Regions from separate parts of the Homo sapiens genome. Here all the other regions are linked to region 1. A link is a loop called in an ENCODE intact Hi-C map of the cell type or tissue named here. Cell type or tissue: natural killer cell. All regions are shown on one strand. Region 1 overlaps KPNB1 (karyopherin subunit beta 1). Region 2 overlaps TBX21 (T-box transcription factor 21). Region 3 has its middle 19 kb from the start of OSBPL7. Region 4 has its middle 31 kb from the start of OSBPL7. Region 5 overlaps SP2-DT (SP2 divergent transcript).

Region 1 (5,000 bases):
AAGTCCAAAATCAACAAAAATTAACCTATGGAATAAAAGACCAGGAAAGTAAGGGAGTTTCATGACTGGGAAGAAGACATGATTCAATCAAAAGTTCAAAAAAGAGGCAAGGTGCAGTGCAGTGGCTCATGCCTGTAATCCCAGCACTTTAGGAGGCCAAGGCAGGCAGATCACTTGAGGTCAGGACTTCGAGACCAGCCTGGTAAACATGGTGAAACCTCGTTTCTACTAAAAATACAAAGACTAGCTGGGTATAGTGGCACACACCTGTTAATCCCAGCTACTCGGGAGGCTGAGGCAAGAGAATCACATGAACCAGGGAGATGAAGGTTGTAGTGAGCCAAGACCGCCCCACTGCACTCCAGCCTGGGTGATAGAGCAAGACTCTGTACCCCCCAACGCCACCCCAAAAAACCAAAAACCAAAACCACAAAAGTTCAAAAAAGAAAAGATTCCACTAATATCTCCTCTTAAGTTAGAATCCAAGGTATAGCTTCCTAATTGTGGCCATTCACACCACATAGTAAACTTAAGGCAGGTTGCCTATGCAGTTTCAGAAAATCACACAAAGAATAATTTGTTCTCAAATAGGAAAAGCACAATAAAAATATAAGAAAGGAGGCCGGGTGCAGTGGCTCATGCCTGTAATCCCAGCACTTTGGGAGACTGAGGTGGGCGGATCATGAGGTCAAAAAATCGAGATCATCCTGGCCAACATGGTGAAACCCCGTCTCTACTAAAACTACAAAAATTAGCTAGGCGTGGTGGTGCATGCCTGTAGTCCCAGCTACTCAGGAGGCTGAGGCAGGAGAATCGCTTGAACCCAGGAGGCGGAGGCTACAGTGAGCCGAGGTCGCACCACTGCACTCCAGCCTGGCAACAGAGTGAGACTCTGTCTAAAAAATAAATATATATAATATATATAAAATATATATAATTATATATAATATGTAGTACATATAAAATATATAACATATAACATAATATATAATATATAATATATAACATAATACATATAAAATATAATATATAACATTATATAAAATATATAATATATAACATTATATAAAATATATATAACATAATATATAAAATATATAATATATATATAAAATACACACACACACACACACACACACACAAAAGTAAAGACACGAAGTCAAAAGATAAAAATAGCAACTATAGGCCAGGCACAGTGGCTCACGCCTATAATCCCAGCACTTTGGGAAGCTGAGGCGGGCGGATCACTTGAAGTCAGGAGTTCGAGACCAGCCTGGCTAACATGGCAAAACCCCGCTTCTACTGAAAATATAAAAATTAGCTGGGCGTGGTGGTGCGCACCTGTACTTCCAGCTACTGGGGAGGCTAGAGTGGGACACTGCTTGAACCCAGGAGGCAGAGGGTGCACTGAGCCAAGATCATGCCATGACACTCCAGCCTGGGAGACAGAGTATGACTCCATCTCAAAACAAAAGAAAAAACAAAAACAAAAACAAAAAAACCCTGAGAGGAGAGATGAAAATTAAGGGAACACCCAGTTCATTTTAATCCAAACACATCCCTACTTAGCTTTTGAAACTGCTATATTGAGAATTATACACATCCCTAAAAACAATTACATTCCTGTGTACAAAGAAATGATGCAATGCTCAGTTACCAACATTGTTTCGTCAGAGTACTAGCAGCTCTTTGGTAATACTTCACATGCACCAGAAGAAGCTTCCCAAATACCGTATCAAAAAACACTGTGTTGCATCAAGTCAGGAGAACAAAAGCAACCAGGACACGGTCCTCATAAAAGAACTTCTATATTTACTCATTAGACCCCAATCTTTATGAAGTCTTGTCACTTTACTTTCATCCTGAATCTTAATAATTGAAGTTAATTATCTTAAAGGATCAGTAGAAGGGTTTCTTTCTTGGGTTGGGGTCCTTCATTAGCATCTGAATAACTTATATCCAACTTCCTTAGAATTTTAAAAACATACACCCTGTGAACTCACGAAAGTATCCTGGATATTACAACAGATACGCAAGTGGCCTAAAACCAGCACATCTTTGCTCCTAACCTTGCTTCACTGAAGCTTTGACAGAGCACCTTTCTTTTATGAGTTTGGACAATGGAGCACTCAGGAAATCAGAGCAGCATGTGGCTCATTCCTGAGCAAGATGCATCTGAGATGTTAAGACTCAGTTCTCCTTCACAAAGAAGTCAGAGCCTAGGGGATCTTATAGATGCAGCTTAGCTGTTTCTAAGTCATCAACAACAGAACATCAAATAGTTGATGGGCTGCGAAGTTCCTTCCATGGAAAGTTTCCACAGTTTACTCTTAGTAAGGTTCCACAGCTTACCTACCTATATTTGGAAGGTAACTCACCTGTTTAGTTAGTGTCTGTGTGAGGATTGGAACCAGATACTGTAGTGCTCCCTTCGCATAAAACTTGCTGGTGTGCTCAGGGGGCCGTCCTTGTTCTGCTGCCTGAGGAGAAACAAAGCAAATTCTAGACAAAAGCAACCGAGCTCTGTATACTAAAGGCATACAATGAGAGCCGAACAGGGATCTCTTAACAGAAACAGAAACATACAAGGACAAATGGTAACATACAATGTGATCTTGGAAAGTGCTAATTTTTTGGTCTACTTCAGTGAGAATCTTTTAGGCCATATAATATAGGTCCAAGGCAACATTAAGTATAACTTTTTTTTCATAAGTTCAATTCATATGGACAACCTGATATTTCAGTGTTCCTTGGATCAACACACACTCAGTTTGCCTAAAGATGCCAAAAAAAACCTTTTTATTTTTGTCCTGAAATAAAAGTGTGTAAAGACCAAGCTGGAAACAAAACTTGAATTCAAAGATCCCAAGTACAGAACTCCCCATTCTCTTCCATATCTGACTCTTTCACCAGAGTTAGTAAAGTATCAATTATACATCCTAGGCTTGCATTAGGACTTCCAAAAGGAAATAATTCAGCATCAGGCATCACCTTGGTAAACTGCGACAGCCTGCTGCCCCCTTGTGTTCACAGTGATAATACCACTATTTACGATCAATCATGCCTGACTGCTTGGCAAGAACGTGAGCCCTCATTACTGATGTGCCTCCTTCATGAAGGGCTCTGGCTAGCAGAAAAATCAAAATCTCTGCCAATGGAGATACCCTCTAAACCCAGACAGAATAAAGTTCTCCTAGAAGGGGAACATCATCCACAAATGAGATATGTCCCAAAGCGTATTCAGAGTAATAGTTCTCCCCAGCTCACCTCTGAAGCTTCAATGGCCAAATCCATTTCCTCATCACAGACATTGGACCAGAATTCTATCCCTTGTAAAGCCACCTCATCAATGTCACTTTTCATTGCTTCGATTGTGATCTTAAGAAGAAAAACACCCCAGGCCCCAAATAAGTACTGATTCAAGTGAGTCCCTGCCCCAACCCGGCTTTAACCACAGACATGCAAATTTCAGAAATGTAACTATAAAAAGGAAGCTAGGCTTGAAAGAAAAGATAGGAAAAGAAAGATTTTCTTTTCTTTTTTTTTTTTTTGGTGATGGGGTCTCACTCTGTCACACAGGCTGGAGTACAGCAGCACAATCTCAGCTTACTGCAACCTCCACCTCCCAGGCTCAAACAAACCTCCCACCCCAGCCTCCTCCATAGGTGGGACCACAAGTGCATGCCACCTCACCCAGCTTATTTTTGTATTTTTTGTAGAGGCGGGGTTTCACCATATTGCCTAGGCTGGTCTCAAACTCCTGGACTCAAGCGATCTGTCAGTCTCAGCCTCCCAAACTGCTGGGATTACAGGCGTGAGCCACCATGCCCAGCCTCAGATTTTCAAAATGCAGGTTGTTTCTTTTTTCTTTTTGAGACAGAGTCTCGCTTTCTGGCCCAGGTTGGAGTGCAATGGCGTGATCTTGGCTCACTGCACCCTCCGTCTCCTGGGTTCAAGCGATTCTCCAGCCTCAGCCTCCAGAGTAGCTGGGATTACAGGCACGTGCCACCACGTTCAGCTAATTTTTGTGTTTTCAGTATAGACGGGGTTTCACCATATTGGCCAGGCTGGTCTCGAACTCCTGACCTCAGGTGATCTGCCCACCTCAGCCTTCCAAAGTGCTGGGATTACAGGCGTTAGCCACCGGGCCTGACCTCAAAATGAAGGTCTTTTACCCACACAAAGTTAGCACCAGTTTTCTTGGCACACCACTGATGAGCTTAAACCGAACAGTCTCGAGGAATTTCCTTGATTCCATAGTATTAAGTAAAATATTACAGAATTGGCAAAATAGCGACTAAGGATGATGGGCTCTGTAATTAGCCACAAGCTCAAATCACATAAATAGAAATACTTACTGCAAAAAGAGCAGGACCCATATATGTCTCCATGTACTGATAATATAAGGACATTATCTTCACCAGATTCTGTAAAGCAGCCACTCGTACCTTTTATGAACAGCAGATCAGATAGTTTACTAAAATAACAACGCAATCTGACAAAGTTAGATTCACTCAAATGGGCCAATAATCCTAAGGATTAATTGAGGTAAATATGGGATACGTTATCATTTCCCTAAAATTCATTCTCTCCCTTTAATTCCCTCATTATCTGTTCCTTTATTTTCCCATTTTGTCTCTCTTTTTCGGGGAAGGGACAGAGTTCCGCTCCTGTTGCCCAGGCTGGAGTGCAGTGGCATGATCTTGGCTCACTGCAACCTCTGCCTCCCCGATTCAAGCAATTCTCGTGCCTCAGCCTTCCAAGTAGCTGGGACTACAGGTGCCCGCCACCATGCCCGGCTAATTTTTTGTATTTTTAGTAGAGACGGGGTTTTGCTATGTTGACCAGGCTCATCTCGAACTCCTGAGCTCAGACAATCCACTCACCTCGGCCACCTAAAGTGCTAGGATTAAAGGTGTGAGCCACTGCGCCCGGCCATTTTTCTCTTTTTTTTTTTTTTGAGACAGTCTTCTTGCTCTGTCGCCCTGGTGCAAGTATAG
Region 2 (5,000 bases), 77 kb before region 1:
GTAGAAGCGGCTGGGAACAGGATACTGGTTGGGTAGGAGAGGAGAGTAGTGATCTCCCCCAAGGAATTGACAGTTGGGTCCAGGCGGGGAGGGGATGCTGGTGTCAACAGATGTGTACATGCTAGAAAAAAATAGAAGGCAAGAAAACGGGTCACAAGCAGAACCAGTCACCTGTGAGCCTACCTGTTTCACACATTCCTTCTCCGACCCTCCTTCCCTGGCCTGCCCACCTGTAGCATCTGTCCCCCACCCTCCTGTTTTCAGGGGCAGGGAGAGGATGTGTCTCAGGAGGGACCAAAGCTGAGTTGAACCCAGTGGCACTTACGACTCAAAGTTCTCCCGGAATCCTTTGGCAAAGGGGTTATTATCAATTTTCAGCTGAGTAATCTAGAGAGAAGGGAAATAGAGTCACCTGAGTCCTGAGTCTGGGGCTCGGGAACTTTCCAAATCCCTCCCAAGGAAGACAGTGGGCCCCACTCTGCCCTCCTCCCCACCGGGGCTCAGGCAGCCCTCACCTCGGCATTCTGGTAGGCAGTCACGGCAATGAACTGGGTTTCTTGGAAAGTAAAGATATGCGTGTTGGAAGCGTTGCAGGCTGCCTCTGGCTCTCCGTCGTTCACCTCAACGATATGCAGCCGGGGCTGGTACTTATGGAGGGACTGGAGCACAATCATCTGTAGACAGAGCAAGACGGTTGTAGGGGTGGGGAGGAAGGATTTCGAGGATCCCATCACCCCCACCAACAGCTGGCCCCACGTGAGGCTAGCAAGCACCTTGAGGTCATCCTGTCCATTCCCCTGCTCTGCCACCATGTAACTTCCCCCAAGCTTTCCAACTCCAGTGTCCGGACTCTTTGGGGCACCAATTCTAGCCTCTTGCCCCCTCTTCTACCTCCAGATGTCAATTGAGACCAAGGTATCAGCACAAACAGGGCTTTAGGGCAAGGGCACTTTTTTTTCTTTTTTCTTTTTTCTTTTTTTTTTTTTTTTGAGACGGAGTCTCACTCTGTCACCCAGGCTGGAGTGCAATGGCATGATCTCAGCTCACTGTAACCTCTGCCTCCCGGGTTCAAGCGATTCTCCTGCCTCCGCCTCTTGAGTAGCTGGGATTACAGGCACCCGCCACCATGCTTGGCTAATTTTTGTATTTTTAGTAGAGACGGGGTTTCATCATCTTGGCCAGGCTGGTCTTGAACTCCTGACCTTGTGATCCACCCGCCTTGGCCTCCCAAAGTGCTGGGATTATGGGTGTGAGCCACCACACCCAGCCAGCAAGGGCACTTTTAACAGGATTGTTCAACCTAGAGAAACTCGGCATCTATTCCCTGGGACCACAGGGCCAACTCTGTGCCTTTCATGGTGCCGGAGCAATGGCAACCCATGATTTGGTGAAGAAACCCTGAGGCTGGGTTGGCCTGTGTGGCCTGAATATGACCCCCGTCCAAGATTCAGCTTCATCCCATCTCATCTTCCTCCCAAGGTGGGTGAGAAACAGCCAGAGTTTAGGAAGGAGGAAAAATGACCCTTCGTTTAGGACAGAAGAAAAACGAACCTTCCTTCCTGTAGGAAGGAAGAAAAAATGAACCAAACTGGCCCCGCAGGACCCTTGTGGCCTTGGAGGTCTCAGACCCAGGGTGGGGAGCAGGGCGAGGCTACCTTTTGAAGAGCAGGTCCTACCTGGGTCACATTGTTGGACGCCCCCTTGTTGTTTGTGAGCTTTAGTTTCCCAAATGAAACTTCCTGGCGCATCCAGTGCGCTCCTGTGTTGGGGGAGTCCGGGTGGACGTACAGGCGGTTTCCTGTGGACAGTTCACCTCTTTGACATGCAGCCCCCGGGACAGAACCCTGGTGATGTAGGGCTTTGCCTGTCCCGAGAGGGACGTAAGGAAGGACACAGGGGGAGGACCAGGCAGGGAAGGGCAGAGGACTCAGCAGAGGACAGGCTAGAGCAAAGCAGGAAGCCAGAAACAGGAGGGATGCAATGGCGTGGGATGGAGTGGGAGGGGGTTAAAGGTCTAGGAATTAGGGGTAGGGGCTTGGTGGGCCCACCAGGGGGCGCCCAGTCCCAGCGAAACAGAGCCCACCGCTCCCAGGGGCGCGCGCACCTGGCATGCTGCCCTCGGCCTTTCCACACTGCACCCACTTGCCGCTCTGGTACCGCCAGTGGTGCTGGTCCACCAAGACCACGTCCACAAACATCCTGTAGTGGCTGGTGGGCTCCAGCCCGGCCACAGTAAATGACAGGAATGGGAACATCCGCCTGGAGAGAAGAGAGAAAGCCCCCAGCACCCATCAGCTCCAGCTTGACAGCCAGTCCCCCCTGCAACAGTGCCCAGGCATCAGTGGTGTGCTGTAGCCGGCTTCCTCCCACTCACAAGAACCAGCTGGAAGGTGTTTAGGGAGTTTGCCAGCCAGTGGTTAAACACAGCCATAATTAAAAATTAAATTATATAAACTTGCAATTCAAGACATATTAACAGTCAAAGTAGGCCCGGCACAGTGGCTCATGCCTGTAATCCCAGCACTTTGAGAGGCCAAGGCGGGCGGATCACCTGAGGTCAGGAGTTCGAGACCAGCCTGGCCAACATGGCGAAACCCCGTCTCTACTAAAAAGTACAACAACAACAACAAAAATAGCTGGGTGTGGTCGTGGGCGCCTGTAATCCTAGCTACTCAGGAGGCTGAGGCAGGAGAATGGCTTGAACCCAGGAGGCAGAGGTTACAGTGAGCTGAGATCGCGCCACTGCCCTCCAGCCTGGATGACAAGAGCAAGTCTCCATCTCAAAAAAAAAAAAAAGGAGTAAAAACTAAAAAATCATCACTGCCCAGTTATTTTACGTTTTACTATTGTCTGCACTGTCGAGGTTACTTCCGTCTATCGCAGCTGCATGGAGGAGGTACTAAATCACAGTGCACTGTGAGTCTCTTCCCGGCTCTGTGTTCAATGACTCACATGAGTCGCTTGAAATCATCCATAGCAGGAGTATTTACACCACAGGGATCAGCAAACACTACAAATCAGAGTTTTTTAAAATGTTCTTTCAGAGGGTCAGTTGCTCGACATCTACCTGCACACCCCTGTCTCTAACCTTAGCTGCTTCCTAGGAGGGGGCACCACCAGCTCTCCACAGGCAGTTCCTGGAAGGTCCTCACGCCTCAGTTCCTCAGCCACCCTCTCTGCCGTGGCTCTCACAGTGCTAACACACTCCCAGACCCATGACACCCACTCACAGGCCCTCCCTCTCCCATGCTCCTGGGTCTGCCACCTGCGGTATAGTCTGCCCTCAGCCTTTAGAGAAGTTGCACACATCCTAGTTGAACAGGGAGCTTCCCATCCACCTGAAAGAAGGCTCTATTGAACACGGGGCTCATGTTCAAAGTCCTTGTTTCCAGGAAAAGTAGAGGAAGTTAGGGGGTGGGATGCTGTATGATTCCGCTGTTGTGCCAGAGTAACAGATTCAGAAAAGAAGCACTCTTCTACCATCACCATCTCCACCACTAACACCTTCACTAGCCCCGTCACCACCACCACTACAACCAGCACCATCACCACCAGTAGCACTGTAACCACCCATCACCACCATCACAACCACCGTCACTACAACTGCCCCCTCCACCATCACGATAACCACGATCTCCACCAGCACCAGCACGGGCACCACCATCTACAGCCACCACCTTCACCATCACAACCACCACCAGTAGTACCGTCACTACAACCACCACCTCCACCAGCACCAATTCCATCACCAGCTCCAATGGCTTAGCCTTTCTCTTCTAACACAAGCAGGAAGAGCAGAGTTTTCAGAATGGCAGAAGCTAATCCTCATCAGAATTATTTTTCATTTCCACACACTTCCCCCTCCTCTCATGAGAAGCCCTGAAGGATGAGGAAAAAGGGACCTATCTGAGTCAGGAAACCTGGAGGAGGGAGGGTTCCAGGGGCCTAGGAACTGTTTTTGAGGGACTTCTAATCCCCAGAGGTCCCCAGGACAACTTACCTAACAACCTTGGGAAGGTGTCCTAGAAGGGTGCTGTCACACGCCTGTCTTCCCCTGACTTTCCTGAGTTGAGAAAAATAGATTACTACCCTATGACCCTGGATAAGTTAATTCTCAAGCCAAATCTCAGTTTCTTTTTGAAATGGAGTTTCGCTCTGTCATGCAGGCTGGAGTGCAGTGGCGTGATCTCAGCTCACTCTAACCTCCACCTTCCAGGTTCAAGTGATTCTCCTGCCTCAGCCTCCCAAGAGCTGGGACTACAGGCATGTGCCACCATACCCGGCTAATTTTTGTATTTTTAGTAGAGATGGAGTTTCACGTTGGCCAAGCTGGTCTCGAACTCCTGACCTCAAGTGGTCTACCCGCCTCAGGTTTCCAAAGTGCTGGGATTATAGACATGGGCCACTGCACCCAGCCCAAATCTCAGTTTCTTCACATGTAAATGGAGAGTCTAACTCCTGTCCATCTTTCCTCTGAAAGCTGTTAAAAAGTTCGAAAGATGGCCCAGCACAGTGGCTCACACTCGTAATCCCAGCACTTTGTGAGGCCGAGGAGGGTGGATTTCCTGAGCTCAGGAGTTCGAGACCAGCCTGGCCAACATAGTGAAACCCCATATTTACTAAAAATACAGAAAATTAGCCTGGTGTGGTGGCATGCACCTGTAGTCCCAGCTACTTTGGAGGCTGAGGCAAGGAGAATCGCTTGAACCTGGGAGGCGAAGGTTGCGGTGACCCGAGATGGCGCCACTGCACTCCAGCCTGGGCAACAGTGTGAGACTCCATCTCAAAGAAAAAATAAAAAATAAAATGTTATTTCCAATTTTATATTTGAAGAAACTGACGCTCCGAGAGGTTTGGTGACGGTCCTCGGTGGGAGAGCAGAGGTGAGGTCTTCTGACTGCAGAGTGCATGCTGTGCTCTGTGGTCCCCATTTCTTCATATTCATTTTTTTCTTTCTTTTTTTTTAGACAGAGTCTCGCTCTGTCCCCCAGGCTGGAGTG
Region 3 (5,000 bases), 140 kb before region 1:
AGGGGAGCCTGGGGTTCTGGCCCCAGTCTGTGCTCCATGGACAGAGTGTGAGGGGCCCACACCAGCCAGGGGTTCAGGGAGCGGTGCCAGCTCCTGGCTGCCAAGAATCCCAGGGTGGGGTGCTCAAGTCACTGATCTGAGAAGGGAATGGTGGGCCCCCTTCTCAAGCCTGTCAGCCTAGTCCAGATGTCCCACAGGAGTACTCATTACCACTGGGTCGTGGGGAGCCAAGCACAGACCCAGATCTCCTGCCTTGGTTGGAGGACATGGTGGGCTTGGGACAAAGGGGAGAATTTGGGGGCTTAATGGCCCTTGACTAGGCTTGGAGTGCAGTAGTTTGGAGAACCAGGGATCCGCTTCCCTGGATGAGCAAAGGAGGATGGAGCTTGGACAGCAAGGGAAATGGTCAGGCCAAGCAATGCTGGCAGAGGGAGAGGAAGGTAGGCAGGAGGTGTCTCAGTCCTCATTTTGCCTCTTTGGACCCTCCACCCCCAAACTGCTCCACCCAGAGGGATTTAAGTAACTTTAAAAAATTTTATTAATCATTATTGAATAGCTGATAGGGACACCTAGGTTGGAAGGAGCAAAAAAAAAAAAGTCAAATATAAATAAAACCCCCAATTCCTTGCATCTTCTGAATAAAGTGTGTGTGTGTGTGTCTGTGTGTTTGTGTGTGTGTGTGTAATAAACAGAGAAGGGAAAGAGTGCTGAACCAGGTGAGAGGCCCAGGCATTCACATTCCCTCCATGAGGTCAAAGTGGAGGGGTGTTCAGGGCAGGAGGAGGCTGCTGGGCCAGCACTGTGACTCCCAGCTTCACCTGGATGGCATGCAGCCCAGGGGGATGTGTGCAGGGGAGTCCCACCCTCCCTGTTTCGGGGAAAATGAAGGTAGTGGGGACAGTGGTGGGGTAACCCCCAGCCCCTGACCAACACCTGCTGAGAATGCAGAGATCTTACGTCCGACCTCAATTCCACCGGCTCCAGTCTGCCCCTGGAATGGTGCACAGCTCTCCTATTCTACGCTGCCCTGGTCTAGTCCCAGTTCTGACACAGGCATTTTAAAGATCCTGGATTACATTGCCCGGCCATATCCAATCTCTTTAGGGAATGCTCAAGGGACCTTGCCATTGGGTCATTAGTTTAATGGTGTCTCCTTACTGCAAAGGACACGTTTTATAAGTGATTTCCCCTTTTAGAGACCCTCTAGTACTAGCAGGGGTAGAAAAGGAGGAGAGGCTTAGCACTCTCCCCCTGGGACCCATCTCTGTTCCCCTTAAGGTGGTCAGGGAGGGCAGTGTAGGACTTCAGAGAGACATTCACAGGCTGGCCTGGGCCAGGTCTCGCTCATCCAATGACCTATTTCTGGTACAGACACTTAACCAGATCACCTGGCCTTATGTGGTGGACCAGGGACTGGTCTTCCTGATTCTTGCCACACATACCCTCATCTTCTCCTCATCTGTACCTTAAGAGGCATTACCGTCAGAGGGGAACACTGAGAGTTATCAAGATCCCGACAGGCCAGAGTCAGGTCTGCATGGGACTCAGGCAGGTGGTTCCAGGGGCTGGGAGAGCATGGCTCCACGGTTGGGGGTTCTAGAGCACTACTCGTGTCTCTCTCTCTCTTCTTTTAGAGACAGGGTCTAACCCAGGCTGGAGTGCAGTGGCACGATCATAGCTCACTGCAACCTTGAATACCTGGGCTTCAGCAATCTTTCCGCCTCAGCCTCCCAATTAGCTAGGACTACAGGCGCACATTACCACATCTGGCTAGTTTTTTTTGTTTGTTTATTTAATTTTTAGTAGAGATAGGGTCTCACTATGTTGCCAAGTCTGGTCTCAAACTCCTGGGATCAAGCAACTTTCCAGCGTTGGCCTCCTAAAGTGCTGGGATTACAGGCGTGAGCCACCTTGCAGGGCCCACGTCTCATTAACACATGTCATCACATGGTGCAAAGTCTTCAGGTTGCTGAAAGATGCCTCCAGGCCCTAAGGTATGTGGAGGGGTGGCTTTGATGAGCAAGTCCAAACCATGGGCACTATGGTCCAGGATGCCAGGCCCCTGGGGATGTTGGGCCTTGCTGACCCCTAATATGAGAGGCCCCTCAAAATGAAGCATCTGTCCAGAGGAGGGTAGGTGGGTGGGCTGGGCTCTGGGAGGGGTGTGGGTGAAGAAGAGATTGGAAGGGCCGGGGCAGGAGCAGGAAGAAGAGAGAAAAGCCTGAGAGTCAGCCACAGTCTGTCTAGGACGAAGGTGGTGAGATTCTCCAGGCATCCTCAAGAGGGCACCCCGGGCTCTTGAAAGAACCAATTTAGTCTCATCCCAAGCCCCACCTGACAGCTGACAGGTGGCTGCACCACCATCTGCGTGGAGTATCAGGCCTCCAAGGATGTGGCCCTGGCTGGACCCAGCCCAGCAGTGATCAACAGCAGCAGCAGACACTGTTACAGCCGCATTCCTATGGACTGCCGGCCATCCCTGCCTGCCCATCTTCATCTTCAAAGAGAATGCACAAGTCAGGAAACCCCTGTTCTGGGAGACCCAGGTGTCCCTAGCCACTCCCAAAAGCTGCCCAGATGGTCTGGGGGAAGGAGGTCAGGCCCCCTTTGCTGGTGCCTCTTCACGTCCAGGTGACATCCCTCCCAAGGACAGCTGGCCAGGACACCCCTCCTCCAGAGCCCTCATAAGATGGTCTTTTCCCTAAGTTTCCACTAGAACCTCTCCTGCTTCTGTCACCCCAGAGCCCGTCACACACTGGGATGGGAAACCCTGCATTTAGTTCTGTAGGCTAACGTTGGGTGAAGTGTGTGTGTGTGTGTGTGTGTGTATGTGTGTGTGTGTGTGTGTGCGCGCACACATGGTTTGAAGGAGGGAGTGTCCACGGTGCCCTCCTGGGAGGGATGAGAATGAGGACAAGAAGGAAGGGAGCTATTGAGCCAGTGCCAGTTTAGCAGAGAAGCCTTGGGTTCTGTGGGAAGCCATCTGACCTAGGACCCTGAGGAGGGAGGGCGAAGGTGGGAGATGCGGAAGGCAGGTCACATTGGCCTTCCCTCCCTTCTCCTCCATTTAGCAAGATGTTACAGGCCCAAGAGAGACACTCTCCTCCAAGCTGGGCCTAGTGGGCCGCAGCCCTCACAGGCTGGCACATTCACCTCCCACCACCTCCCATGCAGCCTGGGCGGGGAAGAGCCCTGGACCAAGAGCTAGGAATCCTGAGTTTTGGCCCTGGCTCTGTCATTTATTCCTTTCACCTCCTGAGCCTCAGTCTCCTCCTTTGTAGCTTGGGGATGATGCTGCTGGCCTTACCCCTTCACCGGTGTCTTGTTTGTCATAGGACAGAGAGGACTGAGGGTTGTTTTAGCTGTGGAGCACAGGACAAGGGTAGCTTCAGATGACCTGGGCCAGGGTCACCACCAGCTCTGCCACTCCCACACCTGGGGGCCTTCCCAAGGCAGCAGCAATTCCCCCTGAGAGAGACAGAAGCAGAGTTTAGCGTGTGAACCTGCAGACACCAATTGGTGCCTTAACTCTCCTGAGACTTTTGCCAAAAATAGGAGGATGCAAAGTGTCTCCCCAGAAAGGCTGGGGGCTCTGCCATTGGTCAAAGGGGAGGGGACTGCACCCCTTATCTCTGTGGTCCCTCTCACCATCAATTCCTGAGACAACTGAGCATCCTGTGTCTGTCAGGTGACTGATCCCCCTCCCCAGTTAAGGAGGCTCAGGCTGTGGGAAGCTCACACACAGGAGAGACATCTCCAGCTACAAGGGGGCAGAAAGTTCTGGAAGGGCAGGAAGTCCCAGGCTGGCAAAAATACAGGTTGAGGGGGCAGAAATGGCACCTGCCCCCAAGTACCACACCTGGGACCGACATAGGGTGGCCCCAGGATGGGATGTGGCCGGGGGACACATGGGTCCCGAGGTGCCTGCAGGCAGGCGGGTGTGAAAGTCAGCCTCCCAGGAGCAGATGGGACAGAGCCCGGCCACCCAACCAGACTGGCTCAGGTGCAGCAGGCCCAGTGGCTGTGGGGCAGAGCCTGAGGACCAGAGATGCCCAAGCCGGAGGGACGTGCCATGCCGCAGCCTCGGTCGCCTGTGCCTGGAGCGGCGAAGGCCCCACAAGGGTATTTTATTTTCAAATACCTTTGCATTTCTTGAATAAACCCACCTGGTCATGAGGTATTATCGCTTTTATGTGTCACTGGAATCAATTTTCTAATAATTTACGTGGACTCTGCATCTATGCTTATGAAAGAAATTGGACACTAATTTTTCTTTCTTATAATATTAGATTTTTCTGTAAACGTTTTCCTGGCTTCACAAAAGAGTTCAGAGGAGTTCCCTCTTCTTTTTCTATTTTCTTGAAGACTTTGATTATATTGCTGATATTTCATTCTAAAATGTGAAAATATTCACACCTGTAATCCCAGCACGTCTGGAGGCTGAGGCGGGAGGATGGCTTGAAACCAGGAGTTCGAGACCAGCCTAGGCAACATAGTGAGACCTTGTCTTAATAAAAAAAGAAAAGAAAGAAAGAAAATATTCACTATAAATCAATCTGGGCCTTTATTTGAGGAAACACTTTGAATAACAGAGACAATTTGTTTAACAGATATTGAACTATTCAAGGCTTTTACCTTTTCTTCTGCCAGTTTTGGTAAGTTTTTGGTTTTTATTTGGAAGAGTGTGTCCATTCAAATTCAAATAGTCAAATTTGTTGTTAAGTTGAACTTCTTTTAATGCCTGTAGGATCTTTTGTGATTATCCTTTTTCATTCTTGATATTAACAGGGATTTTAAAAATCTCACACTTAACCTGAAATGAATTGATTTATAATATAATCTAAATCATAGTAACATTTGCACAGTGTAAAATCCTCTTCCTGTCAAAGAAAACTAGGACAAAACTCTTTTAAGGGTTTTCTATTTTTAAATTTACTTTTACATTTATCATACATATGTGTGTGTTTTAAAACTTATAAAATATGGCTGGCCACAGTGGT
Region 4 (5,000 bases), 130 kb before region 1:
GTGATCCGCCTGCCTCAGCCTCCTAAAGTGCTGGGATTACAGGTGTGAGCCACCAAGCCAGGTCCCATGTACCAATTCTTGAGTGAACCTGTTTTCTTTTACTTGGATAAATATCAAGGAGTGAAATTGCTGGGTCTTATGTTAGGTGTATATTTGACTCTATAAAAGTTGTTAAGTGTATGTTTAATTTTATTAGAGACTGCCAAACAGTTTCCTAAAGTGGCTGTACCATTTTGCATTCCCACTAAGAACATATGAGAGCTCCAATTGCTCCCCATCTTCATCATTACTTGTTATTGTCAGGGCTTTAGAGTGTTTGTGTGTTTGTTTTTACTCATTCTAATAGATGTATAGTAGTATCTCATTGTGGTTTTCATATGCATTTCTCTAAAGAGTAATGATCTTCGCATCTTTTCATGTGCTTATCATTAATGTATCTTTGCTGAACCACCTGTTCAAATCTTTTGTCCATTTATTATTGGATTGTTTGTTACTTATTACTGAGTTTTAAGCATTCTTTATATATTCTGGGTCCAAGTTCTTTATCAGATACATGTTTTGCAAATACTTCCTCCCAGCTTGTGGTTTGTCTTTTTATTCTCTTAATGTCATTTGAAGGGCAGAAATTTTTAATTTTGATGAAGTCCAATTTTATCAATAGTTTCTCTTAGGGCTCATGCCTTTGGTGTGGTATTCAAAAATTTTTTGCCTAACTGAAAGTAAAAAATATGTTATACGTTTTTTTCTAGAAGTTCTATAGTTTTACATTTAAGTCTATGATCCATTTGGAGTTAATTTTTATAGTAAATTATCCTTTAGATAAATACAAAATGTAAAAGATATAAATTTTATCTTGAATATCAGCCATTTTTACCACTCTTCATTTCTTTGGGTAGAGCCAAGGTTCTGTCTGGTTATCACATTCAAAGTGTCCTTTTAACAAGATCTTTGTAGACCTTAAAAGGAAAAGGAGGCCAGGTGCGGTGGCTCACACCTGTAATCCCAGCACTTTGGGAGGCTGAGGCAGGTGGATCACTTGAGGTCAGGAGTTCAAGACCAGCCTGGCAAACATGGTGAAACCCCATCTCTACTAAAAATACAAAAATTAGCCGGGCGTGGTGGTGTCACCTGTAGTCCCAGCTACTTGGGAGGCTGAGACAGGAGAACTGCTTGAACCCAGGAGGCGGAGGTTGCAGTGAGCCGAGATCACACCACTGCACTCCAGCCTGGGTGACAGAGAGAGACTCTGTCAAAAAAAAAAAAAAAAAAAAAAAAAGACAACGGCAAACACAGTGATTGAAATAGGAGGCTGTTGTGGAAGCTGGAAACAAACAGTGGGTGATAACAAACCTAAAATAACTGACTCTGACACGAGCAGTGGAGAAGGCACAGTCAGAACTCTGCTTTGCACATAACTCCCTAAAGACCCTGGTATATGAGGTACCAGGTACTTCTGGAAGTGGAGAAGAAGGTAGGGTTAAAAGAAAAAAAAAAAGATTGTTTAAAAGCCTATTTAAGAAACAGGTACATTCTCAGATTCTCTTCCACACTCAACACAGCTGGGCAACTTCCCCTTCCAATTCCCAAAAGATGAAGGTTTATTGTGGAGAGGTTAAAATAAACAGTCTCTAGGCTGCGAGATGCCAGATGCAGCCGAGGGTTGGGGCTACCATTCAGGAAACAGGGGGACAGGGAATCTTTACAAGTTAAAATTCGAGACCACCCTTCCCAAACCTCTTCTTCCACTCAGCACCCAGACCCTGCCCACATTATTAAACCCCATAGGGGAGGGGTTTAAGAGTCCTTCTTACAGAATCAGACCAGCTCATGAGGAAAAAACTCTGAAGGGTTCCCCCTAAAAGTTCCAGTCAGATCACTACAGTGACTCCATTGTGGGTAAGCCCAGCCATGAACTCAGCCAGCCTTGTAAGTGTTTAGTGCCTTGTTCTCAAACAGGGGCAGACAAGGCATTCCCAGAATGACAGCAGATCACCAAGTGTGGCTTGTGACATTTCAAATGGGAGCAGGCTAGAAGACTTCAGAAGAGATTTCTTCAGAGAAGTTAAAATTGACTGAAAACCTGAAACATCTAAAGAAACCTTATAATGTGAAAAATGGGACCCAAAATAAACACAGTGAAAAGAGCAACTTGGAGGAAACAGAGACATCCAGGGAAAAGAAAATCTCACTAACGCTGAGATTAGATCAAAGAGATTAGGTCAAATATGGCATTCAAGAAACAAGATAGAATGTTATTTTTAAAAAAGAATCTTCAGAGAATAAAAATATTCTCTTGGAAATTGAAAACAGGATAGCAGAAATTAAAATTTCAGTAGGAGTTGGAAGATAAAATTAAATCTCTTAGAAAGCAAATGAAACAAATGGAATGGAAATGGGAGAGAAAAGACAAGAAAATTACAGGACCAATCCAGAAAGTCCAACTCCTGACTTTCCCACCCCTTCTCCACTTAAGAAGCCCGGGGCTGTGGGGAGTTCCTGCCCCACCCATCTCAGACACAGGAGAGACATCTCCTTCTACCAGGGGCCCGAAAGTTCTGAAGAGCAGTAAGTCCCAGGATAGCAAAGATGCAGGTTGAGGGGGGCAAAAATAGGCACCTGCCCCCAGGCCTCACCTTGCGCGCACGCTCTGGGATGGACACAGGTGGCCCCAGGGTGGGATGTGGCCGGAGGACACGTGGGCCCCGAGGTGCCTGCAGGCCGGCGGGTGTGGACACCAGCTTCGCAGGAGCAGCGGGAGCAGAGCTCGGCGCGCTCGCGTGCAGCGGGCCCAGTGGCCGCGGAGCGGAGCCCGAGGACCAGAAGACGCCGGAACTGGAGAGACCCGGAGCGCCTTGGCCTCGGTCGCCTGTGCCCAGAGCGGCGTGGGTCCCCGGGCTCCCCCAGAGCTGGCGGTCTTTGAGTGCACAGGGAAGGCGCAGGGTCGGCGGCTGCGCTCAGACTCGGTCTCCTGCTGGCGGGAGAAACGCAGAGGCGACCGGGGAGGGAGGGCGCAGCGAGCCTGGGGCCGGGGCGAGGGGCAGCCGCATCACCGTGTCCGCGCTCCGGGCACACGTGCGGGGTCCCCTCCCCAGCACTGCTGGACCGGGGAGGTGGACCCCAGCCTGCACTCCTCCTCCTGGAGAGAGCAGGCCCGGGACACCTCCACTCTTGGACGGCCTCCCCACATCCTCTACCACTTCAGTATTTCCTCGGCAGCGTCCAGAGGGAGGGACGCGTTGAAGATGCCTGGACGGAACAAAGACGCGCCGGCTGCTGCGAGGAGGAAGCAGAGGAGGAACTGGCTTGAGGGAGGCGCAGAATTTTGGAGTGGGGGACGTGGTTGAAAGTACAAGTAAGGCCGGGCGCGGTGGCTCACGCCTGAAATCCCAGCACTTTGGGAGGCCAAGGCGGACGGATCACGAGGTCAGGAGATCCAGACCATCCTGGCTAACATGGTGAAACCCCGTCTCTACTAAAAATACAAAAAAATTAGCCGGGCATGGTAGCGGGTGCCTGTAGTCCCAGCTACTCGGGAGGCTGAGGCAGGAGAATGGCGTGAACCCAGGAGGCGGAGCTTGCAGTGAGCCGAGATCCCGCCACTGCACTCCAGCCTGGGCGACAGAGCGAGACTCCGTCTCAAAAAAAAAAAAAAAAAAAAAAAAGAAAAGAAAACTCACCCGTCGTAGTACAAAGACAGTAAGTAGCATCTCCGTTTATAGAAGGAGTTAGGATACAGAAGATAATGAGTAAAATGAGATTTAATAAGATAGAATAGACAAATATTGTTGAGCATCTTTTCATGTGCTAACTGCCATCTGAATAGTATGTCTTTTTTGGCGAAGTATTGTTCAAGTCTTCTGTCCATTTTGATGAAGCCCAATTTATTCATTTTTAAATTTTACAAATCAAGATTTTGGTGTTGTGTCTAATAAATCTTTGGCTAGCCTAAGACCACAAAGATTTTCTTCCAGGTTTGTAGTTTTACATGTATGTCTACGATCCATTTGAGGAAATTTTTGAATGTGGTTTTTCTTTTCTTTCGTTTGTTGCACGCAGATACCCACACTTTTTAGCATTTTTGATTAAAAAACTATCCTTTCCCCCCTCAGAATTGCCTTTATGCCTGTGGGGAGTTGATCTATGTCTGGATTCTCCAATCTGTTCCACTGATTTATTTGTTTATATTATGACACTATCACACAGTCTTGATTGTTGCAATTTTATGTATAATGTCTAATCAAGTAGTGTAATTCCTCCAACTTCATGTTTCTTTTTCAAAATTGTTTTGGCTAGTTTCGAGTACTTTGAATTTCTATATAAATTTTAGAATTGGCATGTGATTTTTTCTACCAAAAAAAATGCCTGCTGGGATTTTGGCTAGGATCACGTTGAATTTATAGTTCAATTTGAAGAGAATTAGTGTGGTAACAATATTGAGTCTTCTGATCCATATGCATGGCATATTTCTGTGTTTATTTAGGTCTTTAATTTTTTTCAGGAAGTTTTATAGGTTTCAGTGGTGTGTAGATCAAGCACATCTTTTGTTCCATTTCCCCAAGTATTTCATATTTTAATGCCATTGAAGATGGGATGGTGTTTTTGTTTTATTATTTATGTATTTATTTATTTATTTTGAGACAGACTCTTGCTCTTTTGCCCAGGCTGGAGTGCAGTGGCGCGACCTTGGCTTACCGCAACCTCCATCTCCCAGGTTCAAGCAATTCTCCTGCCTCAGCCTCCAGAGTAGCTGGGACTACAGGCACCTGCCACCACATCTGGCTAATTTTTGTATTTTTAGTAGAGATGGGGTTTCACCATGTTGGCCAGGCTGGTCTTGAACTCCGGGCTTCAGGTGATCTGCCTGCCTTGGCCTCCCAAAGTGCTGGGATTACAGGCATGAGCCACTGCACAAAGATGGTGTTTTAAAATTTTTCAACTTCCTTCCTTCCTTCTTTCCTTCCTTCCTTCTTTCCTTCCTTCCTTCTTTCCTTCCTTCCTTC
Region 5 (5,000 bases), 220 kb before region 1:
CCACTGCACCCGGCCATGGCCACACGTGAGACTCACTAAAAGAGCTTTTAGTAAATTCTGAAGTCTGGGTCCCATCCTAGGAAATTAGAATCTCTGGGGGGCATCAGCATTAAGGAGTTCCTCAGGTGATTCCAATGGGCAGCCAAATGTGGAGAAGGACTCCTTAGCCCAAAGATACCTTCCCACTGGGGGTGCCCAAGTAAAAACAAGGAAAAGTCTGTGCCCTCCACCCCCACCCACTCCTGTCCCTCGCCTTTCTGAATTTCTCCTCTTCCTACCCTACCTGCTGCCATCTTCGCAGAGCCAGGGCCAGTGGGTGGTTCTGGCTGTGTCTGTCAACCTTAACCAGGGGCGACATCTCCTCCCTGGTGTGTCTGGAGGCAGGTTCTCTCAGTGATATTTCCCTTTTGTCTCCAACTGCTTTCAGTTTCTTTCTACTCTACATTGTCACTTTCTCTCCATTTCTAACTTGCAAAGCTACACATTCTCCACCACTAAAAACCCCATGCTTGTCTTGTCTACCATGGCACCTTCCATTCCCAGCACACTGCTTGATTATAGTAGGTGCACAGTAAATGTTTACTGACTGACCGAATGACTATATCCTTTTAACACTTCTCAGGGACTTACCCCTTCTCTTTCAGGCCCAGCTTCTTCCACTTCCACTTTACTTCTCCTTCCATGTCTACCTCTGAATCCCCTTCTTTCTTCACTTTCCTGTGCTTTTCCTGCTTCCTGACATTCTCTTTGTCCTTTTTTGCACAGGGTTGTCCTCATCTAATCCGTCAGTACCAGACAGTGAACATCTCTCCCCCAGGATGCTGAGGGAGGGTCCTGGAGGGAAGGATGTGGAACTACAGCCTCTGCTCTCAAGAAGCTCAGATCTGGGCAGGGAACATCACATACCAGGGCTGTCTGTCGGGGGGGTGGAGGGCTGGGGGAGGGATAGCATTAGGGGAAATACCTAATGTAAATGACAAGTTGATGGGTGCAGCAAACCAACATGGCACATGTATACCTATGTAACAAATCTGCATGTTGTGCACGTGTACCCTAGAACTTAAAGTATAATTAAAAAAAAAAAAAGCTTCAGATCCCTCCTGGAGCCTCCTATGAAACCACGTGGCATAACTGGTGCTGTTGGTCCAGAAACTAGAAGAATATCAGGCCAGCCCCCTTGACTCTCTGTTGGTCCTCACTCATAGCTACAACCCAAGCTTTATTGTTGGTGTTTACCTTTGAAGAGTTACAGCCGACCCAGCCTTCTAAAGACTGCTTGTTTTGCCTTAAGGATTTCCCAGTAACCTCTGCTTCTCCCCTTTTCCCCTCCTATGATTTTCTATTTTCTCATCTCTTCCCTTTCTACTTATGGGGAAATCAAAATTGCAGACTTCTTCTTTTTTTTTTTTTTTTTTGAGGTAGTGTCTTGCTCTGTCGCCCAGGCTGGAGTACAATGATGCGATCTCGGCTCACTGCAACCTCCGCCTCCCAGGTTCAACCAATTCTCTTGCCTCAGCCTCCTGAGTAGCTGGGTTTACAGGTGCGCATCACCAAGCCCAGCTAATTTTTGTATTTTTAGTAGAGGCAGGGTTTCACCATTTTCGCCAGGCTTGTCTCGAACTCCTGACCTCAGGTGATCCACCCGCCTCGACCTCCCAAAGTGCTGGGATTAGAGGCGTGAGCGACTTCTCCCGGCCCAGAGTTGCAGACTTCTAACCCGGACTCTCTCATATGCAGACCCACAAAAATATCTGATGGGACAAACACCTAGCTTGGATGAATTTGGGTAATTTTTTTTTTCCTCCTAGGGTCCATCAATGATTTCAGGGATCTAGGTTTCCTCAGTCTTCTGTGAACATGAAACATTGACAGAGGCTATAAGATGTATCTCCCTGTTACACCACACCCCTGGTGCACACATACAGACACATCTCTGTCTTCACTGCCGGGGATGCCACTCCTGACCCCTGCCCTAACTCGTCAACTTCCTCTGCCCCTGGTTCCCCTGTCCAGGCCGATGGCTCCCCACCAACTGCCATGGAATCTTCCAGCAAGGACATTCCACTCATCCTTCCCCACAGGGTTCTTCCTTCTTTGCTCCTTCTTTCTACCCCCAGTCTCCCTGGGGTGGGATCTGTGGAGCCTCAGGAAGAAAGGGCAGGGCCCCAGGTAAAAGGAGCCCTTTAAGGTGGAAGGCAGGGGTGCCTCCTCAGCCTTTGTGTGTCACCACCAGGGGGCGCCCAAGGCATTTCCAAAGCAGCTGCCCAGCGTTCACCTTACAGTAACACAGGGCGGACAGGGAGATGCAGTTTAACAAGCAGCTATTGAGTGCCTGCTATTCCCCAGGAATGGGGCCTGCTTCATTCGGAGACTGAGAGTGGGTTCCAGCCTCTACAAAGAGACTCCTTAAAAAGAGCCATTTGGGCCCGGGTGCAGTGGCTTACCCCTGTAATCCCAGCAATTTGAGAGGCCAAGGTGGGTGGATCACCTGAGGTCAGGAATTCAAGACCGGCCTGGCCAACATGGCGATACCCCATCTCTGCTAAAAATACAAAAATTAGCCAGTCGTGGTGGTGCATGCCTGTAGTCCCAGCTACTTGGGAGGCTGAGGTAGGAGAATCGCTTGAATCTGGGAGGCGGAGGTTGCAGTGAGCCAAGATCTTGCCACTGCACTCCAGCCTGGGCGACAGAGTGGGACTTCATCTCAAAAAAAAAAAAAAAAAAGACAAAACAACAAAAAAAAAGCCATTTGGGCCGGGCATGGTGGCTCATGCCTGTAATCCCAGTACTTGGGGAGGCCTAGGGCAGGAGGATTGCTTCTTGAGCCCAGGAGTTAGAGACTAGCCTGGACAACTTAAGGAGACCCCCATCTCTACAAAAAAATTTAAAAATTAGCCAGGCTTGGTGGCTCTCAACTGTAGTCCCAGCTACTTGGGAGGCTGAGGCAGGAGGATCCCTTGAGCCTAGGAATTTGAGGCTGTAGTGAGCTGTGTTTGCGACACTGCACTCTGCCCTGGGTGACAAAGCAAAACCCTGTCTCCCTGTCTGAAAACAAAAACAAACAAACACACACATTTGCCTCTTCAAGGAATTGGTTTCCTACCAACCAGCTCCTCTTACCTCCCCGGGTAGCAGCATCTTCTCTCTGCCTCTGCCCCTCCCCTGCACTCCCCTGCTCCCCACCTTTCCCGACCCCATTGACCACAGCTCCATGTGGTGCCCAGTCTGCTTCTCGTAAGTCCCAGCTGCCCACTGCAGACTAGAATTGTCCCCAGGGACAAAGGGAGGCTGAGAATGTCCCTGGCGAGGCACTGCCCTCTCTCCCTCTGCCCGTCTCCCTCCTAGGCCCTCACTTATGTCAAAACCACATCTCAGTCCCATTGCTAGTCTCCTGAGGGTTCCCCAGAGACCCTGAGTGTGGAGGGTGTGGGTTCAGAAGGACCAGGGCTGGGCTCAGGAGCAGCACTTGTCACCTGAAAGCACTGACCTGGCTGGGAGAGACTCGGGAAGTGGGCCATGGGGGCGATAACAATAACAATAATCATATTAATAATAACACTGGGGCCCACAAAATGGCTGTGAAATGCCCGCTAATGATCCCTTATATTTATAGATCTCCTTCTCCTAGACACTTCAGAGCCATTGCCCAATTAACCCCCCTAGATTCCCTAGAAGGGACAATTAACCCCATATTTTATGGCTGGGGAAACCTAGGCTCTGAGAATGTGATGGAGTTGGCTGAGGTCGTCCAGTCCATTAGTGACAGCAGAATTTGTGGAGCAGCCCTCTCTCGTTCCTTTTGTCTACATCCACATGCACTTATGCTGGGCGTGGTGACTCATGCCTGCAGTCCCACCAGCACTTTGGGAGGCTGAGGCGGGCGGATGGCTCGAGCTCAGGAGTTTGAGACCAGCCTGGGCAATATGGTGAGACACTGTCTCTACTAAAAATACAAAAAAAAATTAGCTGGGCATGGTGGTGCATGCCTGTGTTCCCAGTTACTCAGGAGGCTAAGGTGGGAAGATCACTTGAGCCTGGGGGGCAGAAGTTGCAGTGAGCTGAGATCGAACCACTGCACTCCAGCCTGGGAGAGAGAGCAAGATCCTGTCTCAAAGAAAACAAATGGCTGGGCCCAGTGGCTCATACCTGTAATCCCAGCACTTTGGGAGGCCAAGGTGGGCGGATCACCTGAGGTCAGGAGTTTGAGACCAGCCTGGACAACATGATAAAACCCCGCCTCTACTAAAAATGCTACTAAATCTCTACCATAAATAAAGAAAAATGTTTTCTTTTTCTTTTTTTTTTTCTTTTTGAGATGGAGTCTTGCTCTGTCACCCAGGCTGGAGTGCAGTGGCACCATCTTGGCTCACTGCAACCTCTGCCTCCCAGGTTCAAGCAATTATCCTACCTCAGCCTCCTGAGTAGCTGGGATTACAGTCATGCGCCACCATGCCAGACTAATTTTTGGTATTTTTAGTAGAGACGGAGTTTCTCCGTATTGGTCAGGCTGGTCTCGAACTCGCGACCTCAGGTGATCTGCCGGCCTCGGCCTTCCAAAGTGCTGGGATTACAGGCGTGAGCCCCTGCGCCCAGCCCCAAGAAGGTGCTTTTTTCATTTTTTTCTTTTTTTTTTTTGAGATGGAGTTTTGCTTTTATCATCCAGGCTGGAGTACAGTGGCACGATCTCGGCTCACGGCAACCTCTGCCTCCCGGGTTCAAGCGATTCTTCTGTCTCAGCCTCCTGAGTAGCTGGGATTACAAGCGTCCGCCACCACGCCCAGCTAATTTTTGTATTTTTAGTAGAGATGGGGTTTCACCATGTTGGCTAGGCTGGTCTCAAACTCCTGACTTCAGGTGATCCACCTACCTCGGCCTCCCAAAGTGCTGGGATTACAGGTGTGAGCCACCTCGCTCCGCCAAAGGTGCTTTTTGCTAATCTGAACTCGGGCATGTAAAGTGGGAATATGCTCTGTTTGAAGCAGGAGGGAGTAAAGTTACCT

The links. A loop is a pair of places that touch in the nucleus more often than their neighbours do. Peaks named below come from ENCODE experiments on the same cell type or tissue, not always from the same donor. Only the 100,000 strongest peaks of a DNase experiment are listed, where the experiment ranks them.
Region 2: a loop joins it to region 1, with 5 times the contacts of the local background. A loop is called at or near these places in 19 of 110 quality-filtered maps.
Region 3: a loop joins it to region 1, with 10 times the contacts of the local background. A loop is called at or near these places in 45 of 110 quality-filtered maps.
Region 4: a loop joins it to region 1, with 15 times the contacts of the local background. A loop is called at or near these places in 47 of 110 quality-filtered maps.
Region 5: a loop joins it to region 1, with 12 times the contacts of the local background. A loop is called at or near these places in 5 of 110 quality-filtered maps.

The regions. Positions count from the first base shown.
Region 1 is chr17:47,662,537-47,667,536 of GRCh38, reverse strand. KPNB1 (karyopherin subunit beta 1) reads right to left here. Exons shown (of 22, transcript NM_002265.6): 7 at 4,359-4,448; 8 at 3,268-3,378; 9 at 2,379-2,480. Among named protein-coding and RNA genes, the nearest start is that of KPNB1, 15 kb to the right of the region's middle. RefSeq lists an enhancer at 3,629-3,698. In natural killer cell, CTCF peaks have their summits at 2,836 and 3,035 (motif pointing left); a DNase peak (open chromatin) is centred at 3,026; H3K27ac peaks cover 427 bases.
Region 2 is chr17:47,739,869-47,744,868 of GRCh38, reverse strand. It overlaps TBX21 (T-box transcription factor 21), which reads right to left. Exons shown (of 6, transcript NM_013351.2): 2 at 2,105-2,259; 3 at 1,677-1,798; 4 at 516-674; 5 at 326-387; 6 at 1-121. Among named protein-coding and RNA genes, the nearest start is that of TBX21, 9.1 kb to the right of the region's middle. In natural killer cell, a CTCF peak has its summit at 2,027 (motif pointing right); DNase peaks (open chromatin) are centred at 2,068, 2,918, 3,238 and 3,648; H3K4me3 peaks cover 1,508 bases; H3K27ac peaks cover 4,695 bases.
Region 3 is chr17:47,799,864-47,804,863 of GRCh38, reverse strand. No RefSeq gene overlaps it. Among named protein-coding and RNA genes, the nearest start is that of OSBPL7, 19 kb to the left of the region's middle. In natural killer cell, a CTCF peak has its summit at 2,323 (motif pointing right); a DNase peak (open chromatin) is centred at 2,293.
Region 4 is chr17:47,788,016-47,793,015 of GRCh38, reverse strand. No RefSeq gene overlaps it. Among named protein-coding and RNA genes, the nearest start is that of OSBPL7, 31 kb to the left of the region's middle. RefSeq lists enhancers at 2,203-3,003, 3,004-3,806. In natural killer cell, CTCF peaks have their summits at 2,602 and 2,806; a DNase peak (open chromatin) is centred at 2,815; H3K4me3 peaks cover 510 bases; H3K27me3 peaks cover 1,979 bases.
Region 5 is chr17:47,887,347-47,892,346 of GRCh38, reverse strand. It overlaps SP2-DT (SP2 divergent transcript), which reads left to right. Exons shown (of 3, transcript NR_135480.1): 3 at 766-1,118. Among named protein-coding and RNA genes, the nearest start is that of SP2-DT, 6.0 kb to the left of the region's middle. RefSeq lists a silencer at 2,146-2,315. In natural killer cell, CTCF peaks have their summits at 2,028 and 2,235 (motif pointing right); a DNase peak (open chromatin) is centred at 2,246.